Linked DNA regions of Homo sapiens: region 1 is linked to region 2. The links are chromatin loops, found by intact Hi-C in ENCODE. Cell type or tissue: PC-9. All regions are shown on one strand. Each heading gives the region's core, and the rest is flanking DNA. Links, peaks and the distances in the headings are about the cores only. Region 1 overlaps LOC105377989 (a long non-coding RNA gene). Region 2 overlaps LOC105377989 (a long non-coding RNA gene).

The links. Hi-C counts contacts between places; a loop is a spot of excess contacts. Peaks named below come from ENCODE experiments on the same cell type or tissue, not always from the same donor. Only the 100,000 strongest peaks of a DNase experiment are listed, where the experiment ranks them.
Region 1: it touches region 2 in a loop (5-fold over the local background); 1 of 110 quality-filtered maps calls a loop at or near these places.

Annotation. Positions count from the first base shown.
Region 1 is chr6:127,051,096-127,055,501 of GRCh38, forward strand. The region is part of intron 5 of LOC105377989 (a long non-coding RNA gene); the gene reads right to left. Among named protein-coding and RNA genes, the nearest start is that of RSPO3, 65 kb to the right of the region's middle. In PC-9, for the core only: no CTCF peak of the experiment used is centred there; no DNase peak of the experiment used is centred there.
Region 2 is chr6:126,953,881-126,958,286 of GRCh38, forward strand. All of the region lies in intron 7 of LOC105377989 (a long non-coding RNA gene), which reads right to left. Among named protein-coding and RNA genes, the nearest start is that of RSPO3, 160 kb to the right of the region's middle. In PC-9, for the core only: no CTCF peak of the experiment used is centred there; a DNase peak (open chromatin) is centred at 1,941.

The sequences.
Region 1 (4,406 bases), core at 265-4,264, 97 kb after region 2:
AAGGAGAACTACAAAACACTACTGAAAGAAATCATAGATTACACAAACAGTTGGAAAAACATTCCATGCTCCTCTTGGATTGGCAGAATCAGTATCATTAAAATGACCATGATACTCAAAGTAATCTACAGAATCAACATAATTCCTATGAAACTACAAATGTCATTTTTCACAGAATTAGAAAAAAAGATTCTAAAATTCATACGGGACCACAGAGGATTCCAAATAGCCAAAGCAATCCTAAGCAAAAAGAACAAAGCTAGAGACATCATATTACCTGTCTTCAAACTACACTTTAAGCCTACAGTAGCCAAACAGCATGGTACTGGTACAAAAATAGACACATAGACTAATGGAACAGAATAGAGAACCCAGAAGCAAAGCTACACACCTATGGCTATCTGATCTTTGAAAAGGATGACAAATATAAGCAATGGAGAAAGGACTCACTTTTCAAAAAATAATGCTGTGATCGCTGGCTAGCCATATACAGAAGAATGAATCTGGATCTCTACCTTTCACCATATACAAAAATTAACTCAAGAAGGATTAAAGATTTAAATGTAAGACTTCAAGCTACAAGAATCCTAGAAGATAACCTAAGAAAAACCATTCTGGACATCAGTCTTGGGAAAGAATTTATGACTAAGTTCTCAAAAGCAATTGCAACAAAAAACAAAAATTGCCAAATGGGATCTAATTAAACTAAAGAGCTTCTGCATACCAAAAGGAACTATCAACAGAGTAAACAGACAATGTACAGAATGGGAGAAAATATTCACAAACTATGCATATGACAAAGGTCTACTATCCAGGAACTTACACAACTGAACAAGCAAAAACCAAATAACCCCATTAAAAAATTGGCAAAAGACATAAATTAACACTTCTCAAAATAAGACATACAAGCTACAAGTGGCCAGCAAACATGAAAAGAATGCTCCACATCACCAACCATCAGAGAAATGAAAATCAAAACCACAGTGAGATACCATCTCACAGTAGTCAGAATGGCTTTTATTGAAATGTCAAAAAACAAAAGATGCTTGCAAGGCTGCAAAGAAACAGGAATGCATATAAACTGCTGGTGGGAATGTAAATTAGTTCAGCCTCTGTGGAAAGAAGTTTGGAAATTTCTCAAGGAACTTAAAACAAAACTACCATTCAACCCAGCAATCCTACTACTGAATATATATCCAAAAGAAAATAAATTATTCTACCAAAAAGACACACACTTGTATGTTCATTACTGAGCTATTCACAATAGCAAAGATATGGAATCAACCTAGGTGCTCATCAATGGTGGATTAAAGACAATGTGGTACATATATATCAGAGAACACTATGCAGCCATGAAAAGGAATTAAATCATATCCTTTGCAGCAACATGGTTGCAGCTGGAGAGCATTATCCTAAGTGAATTAACACAAGAACAGAAAAGCAAATGCCACATGTTCTCACTTACAAGTGGAAGGCAAACATTGGGTACTCATGGACATAAAGATGGCAGCTATAGACACTGGGGACTACTAATGAGAGGAGAGAAGGAGAGGGGTAAGGGTTGGAAAACTAATTATTGGGTATTATGCTAACTATCTGGGTGATGGGATCAGTTGTACCCCAAACTTCAGCATCATGCAATATACCCATGAAACAAACTGACAAATTGTACCTTCTGAATCTAAAGTAAAAGTTTAAATGATTTAAAAAAACAGAAAATGCAGAAAGAGGGAAAAGAAACCTTTCAGTATTCAGAATAGATGTACTCAACTATTTGGGGGGACCACAGTGCTTTTTTTGGAGAAATATGTTTAAGTCACTATTTTATAAAAACTTTATCAAGTTTGGTTGCACAGTTCCTGCTTCCTAGCAAAATACATGAAAGCAGATAAATACTAAAGAAAGAAACAATAAAACTATACAGTTTGGTACATGAGCCCTAGCTTGTAGCAGTGGATGACTGTTTAGCATAAAGACAAATATTCCTCAAGGATTTTAGAGAATCTCAATGTATCACACTAGGCAATATTCATAAAGAGGATCATGCTTAGATTTGAAGCACAAGAAGGATTGGACATATCATTGTTGGCTTGGAGGAGAGGGCTAAGTGTCAAAGAATGTGGGTAGCCTCTAGTAGCTGAGTGTGGCCACTGGCTTACAGTCAGCAAGAAACAGAAACTGTAGTCCTATAACTACTTGGAATTATATTCTGCAAGCAATAATGAACATGAAGGGCAGTATTTCCTCAGAACCTCAGACAATAACTCAGACCAGTAACACCTTGATTTTGATACCCTGTATAAATACCTTTTAACACCCTAATTAGGGAATCTGGCCAGGCCATGCCAGACTTCTGACCTACAGAACTGTGAGCTAAGAAATGGATGTTGTTTTAAGCAACTGTGTTTGTAGTAGCTTGTAAAGTAGCAATAGAGAACTAATGTAACGCTGCTTTACATTCCCATGTGAACTTTTAAATTGGTTTGTCAATTTCTACAAAAAAAATCTACTAAATTTTTGAATGAAATTGTGGATAATCAAAAGATACGTTTGGAAAAGAATTGCCACCTTAACAATATTGAATCTTCTGACTCATCAACAGGAAATAGCTCTTCATTTATGTCAGCCTTCTTTACTTCCTCTCAATAATATTTTGTAGTTTCAAGAAACTTACTAGTCCTTGACATCATTTGTCAGATTTATCCAAAGTATTCCATATTTAGTTTTAATTTTAAATGATATTTTAAAATTTCATTTTCTAATTACTCATTGCTAGAATATAAAAATACAACTGATTCTGTATATTGATCTTATATTCTGTAGCCTTGATAAACTCACTTAGTTCTACAAGCATTTTTGTAGATTCTGTCAGATTTACTGCATAGACAATTATGTCAACTGAAAATAATGACAGGCATATTTCTGCCCTTCCAATCTGAAGGCCTTGTTTTGTTTTGTTTTGTTTTGCTTTGCCTGAAGGTACCAGATATAACCTCTACTATAGTTGAATAGAAGTGGTAAGAACAGACGCTTTTTTTGTTTGTTTGTTTCTTATCTTAGGCAAAAAGGATTCAGTATTTCACCATTAAGTATAATGTTAGCTGTAGGCTTTTTGAAAATTATCTTTATTAGGTTAAAGTAGTTTACTTCAATCCCAAGTTTCTGAGTGTTTTATGAGGAATGAATGTTGACTTTGTCAAATGCTTTTTCTGCATCTTTTGACTTGATTCTTTTTTCTCTTTTAGGCTTGTTCATGTGGTGAATCATTTTATCACAAATTAATTAAAACCTGAGGCTTGCTCTCAAACTGTAGTATTATTTTAGAGTCTTCAAAACTAAGATATAATACACTTGTATTAGAATCTCCTTTTCAGTTACAATTTCCTCAGGGAATTTAAAGACATGCTTACAAGCTCTTCTTTAGGCTCCATTAAGACCTTCTGAGTGTTTGCCACCCTGGCAAAGTGGCAATGGTGGGTGGGAGGCTATAGAAGTAACCAGTAGAGATAATGGAGAATGGTACTATTTTGAGTGTCATCTTCCTTAAGTTTTAAAGCACTGTTATTGAATAAAACCAAAGATATAATGCTAATAAGATTCAAAATGAAGTTTGTGAAATAGGCAAAATAATTGAAATCATTTAACGTATAATATGTTTAATATCATCACACGGTGCAGAATCATGTGCCGAGGTTTGGTTTCTCTGAAATGGATAAATGTTTTGATGCTGAATATGAGATTTTTAAAAGGAATGATCACAGAGTGCAAGCTGCTTTATGACTGACTTTGTTTTTCTGATGTGGTCTTGAGCAGTAAACTAACTATATATTGAAAATGTGAAACAAATCATCTTCCAGCATGGAAAATCGCACACAGCAGTTATCATTGGCAGAGAAATGAATAAAAGATAAAATTAATTCAATGATATATTTTAACAGCCTCCTCCTCCAAATCAACAAATATAATGTGGTTTAAAAATTGAAATTGGCATTGTGGAATTTAGGTAGGTTTTTTTTGTTTGTTTGTTTTTGTTGTTTTGTTTTGTTTTTGTTTTTGAGACAGAGTCTTGCTCTGTCATCCAGGCTGGAGTGCAGTGGTACAATCGACTCACCACAACCTCCGCCTCCCAGGTTAAGCAATTCTCATGCCTCAGCCTCTCGAGCAGCTGGAATTACAGGTACATGCCACCATGCCCGGCTAATTTTTGTAGTTTCAGTAGAGACGGGGCTTCACCATGTTGCCCAGGTTGGTCCTGAACTCCTCGCCTCAAGTGATCCACCAACCTGGGCCTCTCAAGGTGCCAGGATTACAGGTGTGAGCCACCACACCTGGCTGGAATTCGGGTAGTTTTTATTCTAGTATCAATAATTATTTTTCGTTTAAACAGTACATATCTAAGTCCACCC
Region 2 (4,406 bases), core at 240-4,239:
AGTAATATTCTTAAGTCAGCCTCTGGTCATCTGCTGTATACTATAATAAATCTGAAAACTCAAAATTAATATTTTGTCTCCTCCATGAAAATGGACTGAGAAATATAACTTTCTTGATTGTTTCCCCCACAGAATTTCTGTCCTACTGATAGGTGCAGGATGTGTGAGTAAGCGTGAAGGTAAAGTTTAAATATCTTGCACCTCAAATATATTTCTCATATATTTTTAGGTTTATAAATACAACCAACATTGGAACCTCCAAATGACAAATTTATCAATATATTAATTCTGGGGATGCAAAAAAAGGTGTTGAATATGTGGCTAAGCTTCATAATAAAGAACGAATCATTTTAATTTTTTAATAAAAAGTCATTTGAATAAATACATATACATCTATGTTGGTCTATATCCATGTGTAAAATACGGCATTAAAGTAGTTCCTAAATGAGGACAAAGATCTAAAGTGTTTTGAGAGTCAAGAAATTCTTCGATTGAATTACAAAGAAGAAAGAGGCCCCACAAGAAATATTTCTCGCTGATATTAGAAAAAAAAAATGAGCCAGTTCCAGTGGCTCACACCTGTAATCCCAGCACTTTGGGAGTCCAAGACAGGAGGATCCCTTGACCCCACAACTTTGAGACCAGCCTGGGCAACATGGCAAAATGCCATCTCTACAAAATACACAAAAATTAGCCAGGCTTGGTGGCACATGCCTGTAGTACTAGCTACTTGGGAGGCTGAGGTGGGAGGATCATTTGAGCCTAGGAGGTGGAGACTGCAGTGAGCCATGATCTCACCACTGCACTCCAGCCTGGGCGACAGACTGAGCCCCTGTCTCAAAAAATAAATAAATAAAAACTAAATTTAAAAAAATGTATACACACAACTAAGCCTCCTTTTGTTACCAGTTGTTTTATTTAACTCACTTCCCCTACCATGAAGATAGAATTGGTTCACAACAAAGAGCAGAGAAGAGGTGTCGAAAATCAATCATTTTGCCTGTTGCCAAAATAATAAAGTCAACTCTAGGACAAGATTAATTCCTTACACAAAGTTGCCTGCTTTATATAACACTAGATAGCCTCCAATAGTTGGCATTATACACATACTGATAATGGAAATGATATGGAAGAATACCAATAGATCTAGATACTGTAACAAAAAGACAAATCTACAGCTACAAAACTATGGTTTAATATAAAAATAATTGACTTTAAAAGGGCAGTTTTGTCTTTAAAACACATACTATTTTAGAGCATTCACCTCCCTTTACAGAAATTTCATTTGCATCAATGTCTGTTTCTCTCCATGGACCTTTTTAATGGCTTGCATTATGGCTTATTTATTTTCAACCCTTTGATTTCCAATAAATTGTTTGCCACCAATTTGCAACCATAAAATGCACTGAATGAGTATATGAATGAATACCTACATTTGTAAATCCAAGAAGTATTTTCCTCCTTTTTCTGGTAAAAAATATTTGGGCATTTCTGAATCATATTCTGAGTTTCTTATTATTTTAACTAACATGTACAAGAATTGCTACTATTATTTTTGTATGAAAATATTGTAAGTAGTTGATAAAACAAAAGAGAAATGCCTAAAGTTATTTTAAATAAATCAAATATGATAGAAAGCATTTGTGTTACAGAAAAGGGGAAAAAATTAAGACTTTATATTGAACTTACCTCCCCACCCTCAGCACAACCACATGAACCCATGAATTTACTGTAGTATAGTTTTCTACTCTCAAAAAAACATAAGTTAGTCAAGGATAAGAGAACTGACCTTCAGTTTCATGTTTGTGGACTTAATTGCTATAAGGAATCAGAATATATTTTCTGTGGCACAATACTTTCATAGTGAAGCAGCCGCAATACCACTAATGCAGAGCACAAGCTCCAAGCATTCTGGACCTTCCAGGCATTTTTGTGGCTTGGCATTGATGAATGCAGGTGAGATATAGGTTGCAGTTAGGATCAAATTACAACAAACACTGCCTCTTCCAAAAATATGAGTTGCTTAAACAACTTCCCTATTACCTTGGGAGAGGATGCCTGTCCATCAACAGCTGGGACTTTAGAGCAAGTTCTCACAATTGTATCTTTTCAGTGAGCACAAAATCTGAGCCCAGTCAAAATAAAAACAATAATAAATGACCCTTCCCTCACATTTCCACAACAACCTTGTGTGGTGAACAATGTGACTTCCTTCTATCTTTTCTTCTCCTTCTCTATTCTGAATGGTATACTTTTACCTGCAACGAATTGAATTTATGTATAAGATTATTTCTTAATTTCAGAAATGAGTGAAAAAAAAGGAATAAGACCAGTACACACATGTATCTTATAGAAATATTCTCATTACTTTCCAGATCAGCCTAACAATGACATTTACCTCTTATAGAATCCCCTAATACATAGGCCATCATTTATAAGAATGCAATCTGTTCTTTTCTTATATTTTTTCCACTAATTTCTTCCTAGCTTGGTTATATCAAATAACAACATAATATAGCTTAGAAAACACCATGTGTGACATATATGCTATGCTCAATATTTTGTGGTTATTATTATTTTTACTATTTTGAGACAAGATCTGGCTCTGTTGCCCAGGCTGGATTGCCATGGCACAATCACAGGTCACTGCAGCCTCAACCTGGGCTCATGCTATTTTCCTGCCTCAGCCTCCCTAGTAACTGGGACTACAGGCTTACACCACCACACCCTGCTAATTTTTGTATTTTTTGTACAGATGCAGTTTCACCATGTTGCCCAGGCATATCTTGTACTCCTGGGCTCAAGTTATTCACCTGCCTTGGCCTCCCAAAGTGCTGGGATTACAGGCATGAGCCACGGTGCTTAGCCACTTTGTAGTTATTAATATGTCATTAACATAAGATATTCCTTCTTAAGGTTAAAAAATGTATAGCCTCTGATTTTTTCACACTCATATTATTTTAATTTGTTTTCCTGGTATAATAAACATGAGCTATTTCCTATAGTTCTCCATTGCTGTTGACTATATTCATACTATATCTCCAGTTATTCTTTGTGATTGATTGTCTAAGATGAAATTTATTTTTTGAAATACAGTGACTTTTCTGAAGTCGATAGATCTTTACATTCACCACTTCTTATGTGGGTTGATTTCTCAGTATTTTGAGAATATGTCTTGAGAATAAGTACTTATGTGGTTTTTGACACAGCAACTAAGACTTGTTGCATTTCACACAATGAACCAAATATTGTGGGGTCCAACACTTGGATCCATATTGTACTAAACACAGCTCTGATTTATAAAAGAAAGACTTTAAAACATCCAGAAAACAATACTAAAAATTTTAGATTATTCTTACAGAATGAAGTCCTCATACATCATCAATCATTTTCCTTTGTTTCACTTCTCTGTGATGTTTCTTCTTACCACTCTCAACAAACTCCCTGTGGATATTTTGACCTTAAGACAACTACCACCATTCTTATAGCTACACAAAAAGGCATTTATTACAGTCAGATCAATGCAAAACTGATGTAGTTAAGCCATTTTCTGATTATCTCCCTCTCCAATACATCTCTGATGAATGCTTTCCACTAACTCAAACATTCCAACCAATTTGTGTTTGGTTCTTTTGTTTTGTTTTGACAAGGACAAATTGAATTTCTCATTGCCCAGGAACATACTTGCAACCACCATAATTATTTATATGTGCATTGGTAGAAATTTCAGCCCTTCAGAACATTTTTTAGTCATAGAAGACTGCTCATGTTGGAAACAACAGAAAGTTACCACATAGTACAAATTCAGCCTTTGTATGGAATATTTCCATTAGCAATGTTAAAGATGGTGAGAATTTGCTGTTAATCAAATAGGAAATGTCAATAAAATGGGACAGGCTGGGGATTAGACAATGAAACAGGCTTCTAACTTCTACATCATTTATGTGGCCCTATGAAGTCTGACGGAACCATAATGATTCATCGCCTCCTGGTATTAGAACCAAGCACTTGGGTTCTGAAGTTAGGAAAGAGTCTGGGTAGCTCAGACATAGTTTTGACAATGCCAAAACAAGCTTGGAAAGGGAAGCAGTCAGTCTAACCAATGATTTGGCAGCATAAAAACCCAACAAGTATGTTAATTGATGTTTATTTTAATATCGAATGTAGTCAAATCCTTTTTATGTAAAACCAATCCATTTAAGTAGACACCCTCTGAAGAAGAATAATTGAGCAACATGGGTCAAAGTATCAACTGAGCTGTTCTTGAAAAGTAACAAAAAGAGGCTGAAACTTTTTGATGAGGTTTTAAAATGAAAGACAAGGGAGATGTATATGAAAACTATTAATCCCTTTAGATTGCGTATGCCAGCATTAGTCAACATTTGGAGAGTAAAAAAAAAAATCTC